2 separate regions of the Homo sapiens genome follow, and region 1 is linked to region 2. A link is an interaction called in ENCODE POLR2A ChIA-PET data of the cell type or tissue named here. Cell type or tissue: B cell. All regions are shown on one strand. Each heading gives the region's core, and the rest is flanking DNA. Links, peaks and the distances in the headings are about the cores only. Region 1 overlaps XRCC4 (X-ray repair cross complementing 4). Region 2 has its middle 49 kb from the start of TMEM167A.

What was found. ChIA-PET counts read pairs that join two places held together with the same protein. Peaks named below come from ENCODE experiments on the same cell type or tissue, not always from the same donor. Only the 100,000 strongest peaks of a DNase experiment are listed, where the experiment ranks them.
Region 1: POLR2A ChIA-PET joins it to region 2 with 7 read pairs; 3 of 35 experiments call an interaction of 5 or more read pairs at or near these places.

What each region holds. Positions count from the first base shown.
Region 1 is chr5:83,187,862-83,193,249 of GRCh38, reverse strand. All of the region lies in intron 3 of XRCC4 (X-ray repair cross complementing 4), which reads right to left. Among named protein-coding and RNA genes, the nearest start is that of XRCC4, 110 kb to the right of the region's middle. In B cell, for the core only: no CTCF peak of the experiment used is centred there; no DNase peak of the experiment used is centred there.
Region 2 is chr5:83,025,397-83,030,784 of GRCh38, reverse strand. No RefSeq gene overlaps it. Among named protein-coding and RNA genes, the nearest start is that of TMEM167A, 49 kb to the left of the region's middle. RefSeq lists enhancers at 2,208-2,707, 2,708-3,209, 3,316-4,163. In B cell, for the core only: no CTCF peak of the experiment used is centred there; a DNase peak (open chromatin) is centred at 3,314.

The sequences.
Region 1 (5,388 bases), core at 59-5,058, 160 kb before region 2:
ATACACACGGTGCATAGCCAGGAGCAGGAGGCACTCTTTCACCTTCACTGCTGCTGTTCTAGGCTGTGCACATTACTACAGATGCAAGGGGCCACGTGCCTAGATGCACTGGACTTCAAAAAGGGCCTCATCAGGCTTAATGAGTTGAGAAGTATAAAATATTTCTGTGTTCTACCTCTACACCCAGTCCATCTTTATTCTGTCTCACAACAAAAGCAGCAATTTAAGTATCATTTTAACGCCAGAAAATTAGCACAAAAGCTATATCGTACTGTTGTGTCAATTTTTAAATTTTTACTCCAGTTTCTAGTTTGACATATAAGGTTACTGTCACAGCTGTTCTTTATTTATCAGTTCTGTCACTTCAAAATAATCTACAGTATAAAACCATGACTTTGAATGGTACAGCACAGCCAGAAACCACATATAAAAGACATTTTGAGAGCATGTCTCTTCTGTTAGAAACAGATAAAATTAAGAGTTTTTTTGTAGTTAGTTCTCAATTTTATTAATAATTAAGAGTACACAGATCTTGTTAAGAACCTCAGTCTATCTATAATCTTCTAAGAGTTTAAGCTATGTCTGCATTTCTCTATGTAAAGAAGTTAAGAGCAATTAAATTCTAAAATATTGATAATCGGCCAGGTGCGGTGGCTCCAGCTTGTAATCCTAGCACTTTGGGAGGCCGAGGTGGGCAGATTGCCTGAGCTCAAGAGTTTGAGACCAGCCTGGGCAACATGGTGAAACCCTGTCTCTACTAAAATACAAAACAAAATTAGCTGGGCGTGGTGGCGTGTGCCTGTAGTCCCAGCTACTCAGGAGGTTGAGGCAGGAGAATTGCTTGAACCCAAGAGGCAGAGGTTGCAGTAAGCCAACATCACACCACTGCACTCCAGCCTGGTGACAGAGCAAGACTCCGTCTCAAAAAAATATATATATATATTATATATACGTATACATACGTATATACATATATGTATACATATGTATACGTATATATAATATGTACATATACATACATATATGCATATACATATATAATATATACGTATACATACATATATATGTATGTATACGTGTATATATATATAAAGAATCATAGTAGGTTTCACTAGTTGACTCTTAATAGTTATCATTCTAAGTGATAGAATAAATACTTTTAGCTTTTTAAATTTAATCCGCATTAAAAATCATCAATTTCAGAAAACACATACATTTTCTTTAGCCAGGGGTTTGTCTATTCCGGATATCTTTTTGTCAACCCTTCAAGTCCAAGATTAAATGCCATACTCCCTTACCATCACCTCAAAGCCCAGGCCAAGTTCTTTTTAACTAAGTTAGCCTATGTATTAGTTGGTCTTCACACAGCTGATAAAGACATACCTGAGACTGGGAAGAAAAAGGGTTTAATGCACTTAGAGTTTCACATGGCTGGGGAGGCCTCTCAATCATGGCAGAAGGCAAGGAGGAGCAAGTCACATCTTACACGGATGACAGCAGGCAAAAACAGAGCTTATGCAGGGAAACCTGTTTTTTGTTTTTTGGGTTTTTTTAGACAGTCTCACTCTGTCACCCAGGCTAGAGTACAGTGGCATGATCTCGGCTCACTGCAACCTCTGCCTCCTGGGTTCAAGTGATTCTCCTGCCTCAGCCTCCTGAGTAGCTGGGATTACAGGGGTGGGCCACCATGCCCTAATTTTTGTATTTTTAGTAGATACAGGGTTTCACCATGTTGGTCAGGCTGGTCTCGAACTCCTGACCTCGTGATCTGCCCACCTCGGCCTCCCAAAGTGCTGAGATTACAGGCGTGGGCCACTGTGCCCGGACACTCCTGTTTTTAAAACCATCAGATCTCATGAGACTCATTCACTATCATGAGAACAGCACAGGAAAGACCTGCCCCTGTAATTCAATCACCTCCCACCAGGTTCCTCCCATGACACACGGGAATTGTTGGAGTTACCATTCAAGATGAGATATGGATGGAGACACAGCCAAACCATATCAGCCTACATTGGCCTCTCTAGTCTTAATATTTCAGTCTCATACAATGTATTATTCAGTTATATCCTGCTTATATTTTTCTTTGGTTGTTTCAGAAATGTAGTCTTTCCCTTTAGATTTCAAGCTTTTTGAGATCTGGGACCCTCTTTTCTATTTCTTCCATAGCCTCCAAATTATCTTTCAAAGCTCTGGCCCATACTATGTGCTTGATAAAATTTTGATTATTTATTTATTGTAATAATCCTCATTAAGAAACTATAACTACAATAGGATAGGTAAGGGATTTGGGCAGTGATTCTGTCCAAATAAAGAAATAAAGACATGACAGGGTTATTTATTGATTAGTACAATTTAAACAAAAAGGGCACAGTTAAAGATTGCTTAATAGCACTTAATGCTATCATAATACATAGATTTGAAAATAATTAAACAGATGTTTTTTAAAGAATGTATAGTTATATACTCAGTTTTCAGGTTCTTTTAAATGGCCACACAAATAAAAGTATCAGTAAAGCATACAAAATAAATACTATGAATAACTTAATTCCTAGAGAGTTATTTGTGGCCATTCTAAGTGTTTCTGAGGAGAGGAGATTATCAAGGTGTGATTTGATATCCTGCTTAAAATATATCCACTAAAGGGTTTCAGTTTCAATATATTATCAAAGTAGACTACATAAACTTGCAGAATTAAAGTTCATTACTATCCTGGGAAACAAGATGTGGAACTAAAGGAAAATGAAAAATAAAGGTATCTTGATGTTATTACTAGGTGCATAACGGCCAGATAGAATCTCATTTTGTTGCAGTGAGTGCTTTTAAATTTATTCACATCAGAGAAAAATTTAGCTGTATCAAGATATATGTATACTAAAAACAGTAGTCTATCCATTACAGTTTATAATGCAGAATATTGTCTATTGTAGATATATACACAGTTGCATATATATAGTTGTGATACATAGTTGTAAAATTCTAGTAATACAGGAAATTGATCAAGATATGTTTAAAAAAAGGTGACTGAACTGTATTACCTTGACCTAGCTATGTTCCTCATCAACTACAAGTTGATCAACTTTTGGTTGTAGTTTTGAATCAACTACAACCTAAGTCTTTATATCCTGAACTCTTCAGTTTAGTGACTTTCTAAAATGTTTACTTTTTATTTTATTTTATTTTTTTGAGACAGATTCTCGCTCTGTCACGCAGGCTGGAGTGCACTGGCATGACCCTGGCTCATTGCAAGCTCCGCCTCCTGGGTTCAAGTGATTCTCCTGCCTCAGCATCCCACGTAGCTGGGATTACAGGTGCCTGCCACCATTCCTGACTAATTTTTGAATTTTTAGTAGAGACGGAGTTTCACCCTTTGGCCAGGCTGGTCTCGAACTCCTGACCTAAATTGATATGCCTGCCTTGGCCTCCCAAAGTGCTGAGATTAGAGATGTAAGCCACTGAGTCTGGCCTGAAATGTTTGTTTTAGATTTAAATAAAGAACATCACAAATGCACCTCCTAAAAGGGACAGTAACATATCTCAGTTGACAACTGCTCACACTGATCTTAAAAGGTAACTGGAACTGAGAAAAGGATACTGATAAGGACTCCTTCTAAAAAGATAAGAAAACTATATTTGCAAAACTACTAATCTCATCTTCCCAACTACAACATATTATTGCCCAAATTTCTTAGAACTAATAAAAAATGCTTATATATCTCAAGCTGATCATATAATCAAGCTCCATGTATTTTGGATCTTACAGGTTCTTAAAATCAAAATGCAATAATCTAGGGGTGAAAAGTAAGCAAAATTGTAATTATTGTGCTACAAAAATTATAAGCATTTTAAGGCTACGCTATACGATTTAATATTTCAAGTGTGTCATCTAAGAATTCTTATTTAGGTCTTAATAATTGCAAAAGTCATAGTGGGAATCAGAGAGTTCTTGAGAGCAAAAAAAAAGAAAAAAACTCCACAAAAGTCTACATAGTACAGAAATCTCAGAAGTTGGCTTTACATTGAAGGGCTATAAATATTCATGCTATTGTTGTCTTAAACAGAGATGATGAGTCTTTTGGTTCATGGACAATATAGTTACATTTAGGGTATATATCCTGGCTTAATTAGGTGTTACAATTAAAAATGAAACATTATATTGTATATGGACTCAACCAGCTAGAAGACTTTCCCTATAATAACCGGATTGGTCAGAGGGAGAGGGCAGGGGTTGCCTATTATTTGCCTGCTACTTTATTTTTGGTATTAGGTGCTGATGAAGAAATACAGATTTGATTCCTTCTATACAGAATCTTGGATTCCCTGACACTCTTCCAGATCTCATCACAGGTCTCTAGGCATATCTTTTCAGTATGCTTCTCTATTGTCTACTCAGAGGTAAAACAGTATTGTTTCCTGGAATAATTCCTTGGCCCTCTTCTTATTTAACTCTACAGAGGTTGAAAGGGTTATTCGCAATCACAGCTTCCATTATTAAAAATAAGCTGAAAACTGCCAAATCTGTATCTCTAGGTGGGGCCTCCTCTCACTTAGTTCACTTGAGAACTGCTTCTCTCTATCTTGCCCCCACTCTTGCCATGTGACATGCCAGTTCTCCATCATCTTCTGCCGTGATTGGAAGCTTCCTGAGGCCCTCAGCAGGAACAGACACTGGCACCATGCTTCTTGTATGGCATGCAGAATCATGAGCCAATTAAACCTCTTTTCTTTATAAAGCACCCATTCTCATGAATTTCTTTATAGTGACATAAGAATGGACTAACACAGAGGGCAATCCTCTTTACTTAAAATCCATTGATTTGAATATTAATTTCATCCAAAAACACCCTCACAAAAACACCCAGAATGTCTGACCACATATCTGGGCACCACAGCCCTGCCAAGCTGACATATAAAATTAACCATCATAGCCAGCAAGAAACTGAGGCCCTCAGTCCAAAAGGCTACAAGGAACTCAACTGTGCCAGTACCCCACTGAGCTTGAAGGCAGATCCTTCACCTTGAGATGAGACCACAGCCCCTGGACAACACCTTAATTGCAGCTTTTACAAACTCATGTAAAAGCTAGGACTCCTAGCAATGCCATACCTGGACTCCTCACCCACAGAAACAGTGAGATTAATAAATGTATATGGTTTTAAGCTGCTAAATTTGTGGTAATGTGTTACTCAATAATACATAATGAATACAAATATGCTTTAATTTTACCAATCTAAACAAAACAAAAAACACCCTTAATCCCATATCCCTCTAGTTGCTATTGTCCATTTTTCTGCTCCTGTCATTGCAAAACTTCTCCCAAAATGTATCTATTGTCTGTCCTGTTCAATACAGTCATCACTAGTCACACATGACTATTTAAATTTAAAT
Region 2 (5,388 bases), core at 286-5,285:
TATATTAATGTCAGTTCTACTGTATAGAGTTTGAAAATTTGACAAGCACACTGTCCTCTCCAAGTCATTGGAATAGATGAATATGAGAACAGAACAAGAGAGATACTCTGCACAGGTTTTGGAAGTGCTCCTTTCAATTTGATATTAATCCATTAATCAGTATTCTTTAAACTACTCTATTTAAGCAGTGAGAGGCAGGGACCAGGTTAAGCCAAGACCTAGAGAATAAAAACAAAGCCAAAGTAGAAAGAAAACCAGGACCCACCACCACCCCAGGCCTGCAGCAAATACATCAGTGTTCACTCAAGGCCCAAGGACCCTTCAGTCAGCTTGTGATGAATACTGTTGAGCCTGGGACTCTCCCTTCAGGACAGTGCTCCCCTCTAGCCCAGGAAAAGTCCAGTAATACCATCCATGTGCCAAGGCCTCGAATCATGGACCCCAAGAGCCCACTTGGTTCTCTATCCCTCTGTGGCCAATATGGTACCTAAGCTTCAAGACAAAGTCGGCTTTACTCTTCCCCCTCCTTTTCTCAAGCAGAAGGAGTCTCTCATCATAGCCAGCATAGCTGGGGATGTGCTGAGTCACACTTGAAGCCAGCATGTCTCTGAATCTCACCCAAGGCCCATAGCAAGTACTGTCTAGCTACCACTGCTAACTATGCAGGGCCAAAGGGCTTTTTAGTCAGTAGTTAATGAATTGTGGCAGGACTGAGTCCTTCTCTTTAAGGCAGCTGGTTCTCTTCTGGCCCAGGGTGTGTCTAGAAATAACATTAGGAGCTAGGGCCTGGAATGGGAGCCTCAAGTCTCCGGCTAGTGCTCTATCCTACTGTGGTTGAGCTGGTATCCAAGTTACAAGACAAAGTCCTCTTTATTCTTCCTTCTCCTCATTTTAAGCAGAAAGAAGTCTCTCCCAGAGCTGTGAGCTGTGCTACCTGGGGTTTTGGGAGTGGTGGTGCAAGCACACCCTCGGCTGTCCTAGCCAGTGTCTCGCTGGGTCACGTGTTCCCCAAGTCTACTTTCTCGAGTCCAGCACAGCACCAGGACTTGCCAAGGAATTGCAGTCCTCTTGGCCTAGACTGTCTTTCAAGTTTACTTAGGACCCCATAGCATCTTAGCCCATGGTGGTGGGGCTTGCTAGAAGAAAGGGTCCAACAACTGGGATGGGTGAGTCCACTCTGGCTAGGGCTGGTGTATATGCTCCCTCCATAGGCATTGACTAAGTTCTATACAGTGTTGCTTTTCTGACAGGGCAGCAATGAGTTCCAATGCTAAGTCCCACAATCACTGCACTCTCCCCACCAAGAGCACAGATCTTCTCTCAGCACCACATGGCAGCTGCTGGGAGTTGAGGGTAGGGTGGTGTCAGCAATTCAAGGCTGTCTTTTCTATCTTCTTAAGTGCCTCTTTCAGTGATCTGAGGTTAAAACCAGGTACCGTGGTCACTCACCTGATTTTTGGATATTATGAAGGTGCTTTTTTGTGTGGGCAATTATTCAATTTAGCGTTCTATGGGGAGGACAATCAGTAGAGGTTTCCATTTGGCCATCTCGCTCCTCCTCCTCTGTTCCAATTCTGAGTCCAGCAAACAAAAATAGCGCCCTTTGGAAAGAAGCTACTATAGGACAAGCTTAGCAGGGAGCTATGCTTCACCTCCATGAGAGCAGACTACCTACCTAACTATTTACTTTGGAAAAGAGCTCCAGATGAAGGCCTGATGAGATTCCCATGCTTACTCTGAAATCATCATTTTGGAATCAGTCATTAAAGCTTCGTTGGGTGTGCTCCACTGCCAAGCTATGCTAAAGAAGTAGTCCTGGATTTGAGAGTCAAATGAGGGTAGGAACAGAGTAGGATGAGACCCCATGTCTACGGAGGTCCACAGGCAAGTGATAATGACTTCTTTATCCAAACTTCCACCCATGATCTGAAATCAATGGACGCTGCATGGCAATTCAAAGCCTGTAAATAGAACACCTTGATCCAAGAAACGCAGAGCACTTGGGTACAGATGGACATGGCCCTAGGGGGAAATTTCAGGTTTATAAAACTTAAGAGGCAGTCCTCACAGAGGATGAGAAATTGGTTCAATATATAACATAAATGATTAAATATGAGTAACTTCTAGATCATTTGGAATTGAAATTGGTACTAGATATCACTTGGAATATAAACTCAGAGTTCATGGTAAGGTGTGGAATATGGCAAATGACATTATACCATAATCATTAGACCCTTTCACTCAGTAACTTTATGCTTTTACAGAGGCAGAGTCTTTAAAAACTTTCTTAATCTTATTATGATCCTATCATAAATGTTAGCTTTAATAGCAATCTTAATCTTACAAGTGAAATTCTTTAACTAGAAAATATCCAAGATATTTATTGTACACACTACTGTTCAATGTAATTAATAAAATATTAATTTATAACATGCTCTTAGCCCAACCAAAAGATCATGCTAATTAGTTTTCTTCAAAAAATATTAATAAGTAGTAAAAATCCTACCTTGAGTATTCAGCCAATATTAAGAGTTATGCCTGGTGGGGTGTGGTGGCTCATGCCTGTAATCCTAGCACTTTGGGGGACCAAGTCAGGCAGATCACTTTAGGTCAGGAGTTCAACGCCAGCCTGGCCAACATGGTGAAACCCGCTGTCTACTAAAAATACAAAAAAGTTAGCTGAGTATGGTGGCGGTCACCTGTAACCCAAGCTACTTGGGAGTCTGAAGCAGTAGAATCGCTTAAACCCAGGAGGTGGAGGTTGCAGTGAGCCGAGTCACGCCACTGCACTCCAGCCTGGGTGACAGAGCAAGACTCCATCTCAAAAAAAAAAAAAAAAAAAAGCAAAAAAGGAGTTATGCCTTAAGGGTTTTAATATAGCATTGTGCCACTTGGAGTATGATACAACAAACCAAGTATATTAGGCATTCTTGAATGCTAGATGAATGATACCGTTTAGTGTATAGAAAAACTGATTCAGTGTACAGTTTAAAGATTGAAATTTTAGAATAAAAATTAAGATCCACACTTCATGAGAAAATTTGACCACCACATTGAAGTGATAGTTTGCATGTCTGGTTTTAGGTCCTTTGTAACAAACTCTACTTAAAAAAAAAAAAGAAAAGAAAAGAAAAGAAAAGAAAGAAAGGAATTAGGGAGTGCTTAGTGATATTCTTCTTGGCTGAGTTAAAGCAGTTTACTAGACTCAGCTTGATCTTTGCCTGTTACTGCTGTCTAGACGCCTTCCATTCATTGTATTACGGATTTGGTTCAAGATGTCCAACTTCCTCTTTTCTCACAATAGAGAATGTAACATAACAGACATCTATAATTAGTTACTTAAAAATACTTTCTGAGGAAGACAATATTAAGAACAGCCTGCCATCATATCCACCTATTTGCAGCCTAACTTCTCTTTTCCTTTTAAAGAAACCTCCCAAGAAGCTTGTCCTGAGCTCCTAGGACTACTCCTGAAGCACATTCATTGACTCCAGAGACTCAGGATAGGAGGGCAGCCACCCCCACAAACACTCTCACTTCCGAGCTTCTTCTGGGTTATGTCACTTTCCTTAGCTCCCCATGGAATGAGACATTTAAATTACAACAGCCCATTCAGAGAAACACAACAGCTGCCAATTTGACCTTCTCTCGGGATTTGTGTTTGAAAGAGGGTCCTAGTTGTCTGGTTCACTCCAGAAAATTACTACAGATGATGTAGTTGGGTCATGTGACACATGGTTAAAAAAATAAACAACTCTCCTGTTGACATATGACCTACAACTAAGACAGAGGCTTTAGTCCATATGGTGAAATATTGGGCTCTGAGGAAATGTCCATAGCTTTGGTTTTCTTAGCATGGAAAACCAATTTGTATTTTCATATTAGGCTTAATCTCAACTGGGTGAGGCTTGTGGTATCTCAATAAATCTGTACTATGTAAAAGTTGCTTTCTGCTTGGCAAGAGCAAACTACAAAAACTTGAAATGAGAGACTTTAAGAACCATTATGTATGCACTCCCTGGCTGCTGGGTTGCTGACCTGGGGCTTTTTACCTGGTGGTCTGATGAGTCATGCCATTCAAAAAAAGAGAAGACAGCAAAGATATTTGAATGGTTAGCTATACAGGCAATTAAAAACCTGCTGGGTGGGCTCTTTCCCCGCGAGGCCAAGATGCTGATTTGGAAGATAACAGTGGATTCTTTCTCTGGTGCCTACTAATATTCTAGAAATGGAGTACATAGAGAAACTGAAGCCAGGCTCAGAAAAGACAGCCCACAGACTTAGTGTTCAAGTAATTTACACTCTTGACAGGTCTCTAAGAGGTAACTTTTTCTTTTTAAAAAATTTCAGCTATAATATTGACTTGGAAGAACAATCTGGACACAAGCAAGCTTGATCATAGTGCTGTAACACAACTCAGTGTCTTGTCTCTTAGACCAGCTCCTGAGTTCTCTCTCTTTCTCTCTCTCTCTTTATGCTGATGCTGTCGGCACTCACCAACAGCCAGGCTGGAGACCTTGGAATCCTCACTGACTCACTTTCCTTACCAAGGCATAAGATGAGTCTATTTTTCGAATATTTCTTGTCTCTTTATCTCCTCCTTTTTGCCCCTCCCACCACAAAAGTTGAGAATTTCATCTTCTCACAATGGGGGTATAAAAAGTTCCTCAAATTCTCTACAGTCTTCTTCTCCCTTTCGTTATATGCCCCCAGAATGATCGTTCTAAAATGCAAGTCTAAGCACACTACAGCTTAAAAACCTTCAGTGACTCACCTTTACCTCAGGAACGAGGGCAGGTTTTTAATATGGCATAAAATTTGGATTTACAAGTCATCTGACCTATCCTAAATTCCTGCTCTGTGGGACCTATCTCATTCTACCAGAGGGTGTCAGATTCTTATCAGTTTCACACCAGGCCGGCCAGCCCTGTTCTTTGCCCGAATTGCTCTTTACTTTCTTTACTTGCTGATTCCTTTTCGTCTTCTGATGGCTGTCTCAATTGTTCTCTTCTCTGTTAGCCTTCCCTAACCTCCTCAGTGTTTTCTAACCCCCTCCTGGGAGCTCTCTAATGTATTGCTTCTATTAGAGCACATACCATGGTACACTATAGTTATCTGTTGACTAGGGAGTGATGTCCTCAGCCGTTGTCAGATATATGGTAAAAATCAGTGAATGTTTGTTGAATGACTATATACAAAGCAAGTTTCTTCCTAGAACATGTTTTTGACCTGGTAGAATTTTGTTTCTGGCCTTCTGATTTCTCTGAGGTACAAAGTGCTTCAAAAGGAAGAGTTGTAGGACCTTTGATTGACAACCTAAAAAGAACTGTGTAAGGATATGCCAGCACTTGAATCTGAGGACAATGGAAAATAGAAATCTGATTGGAA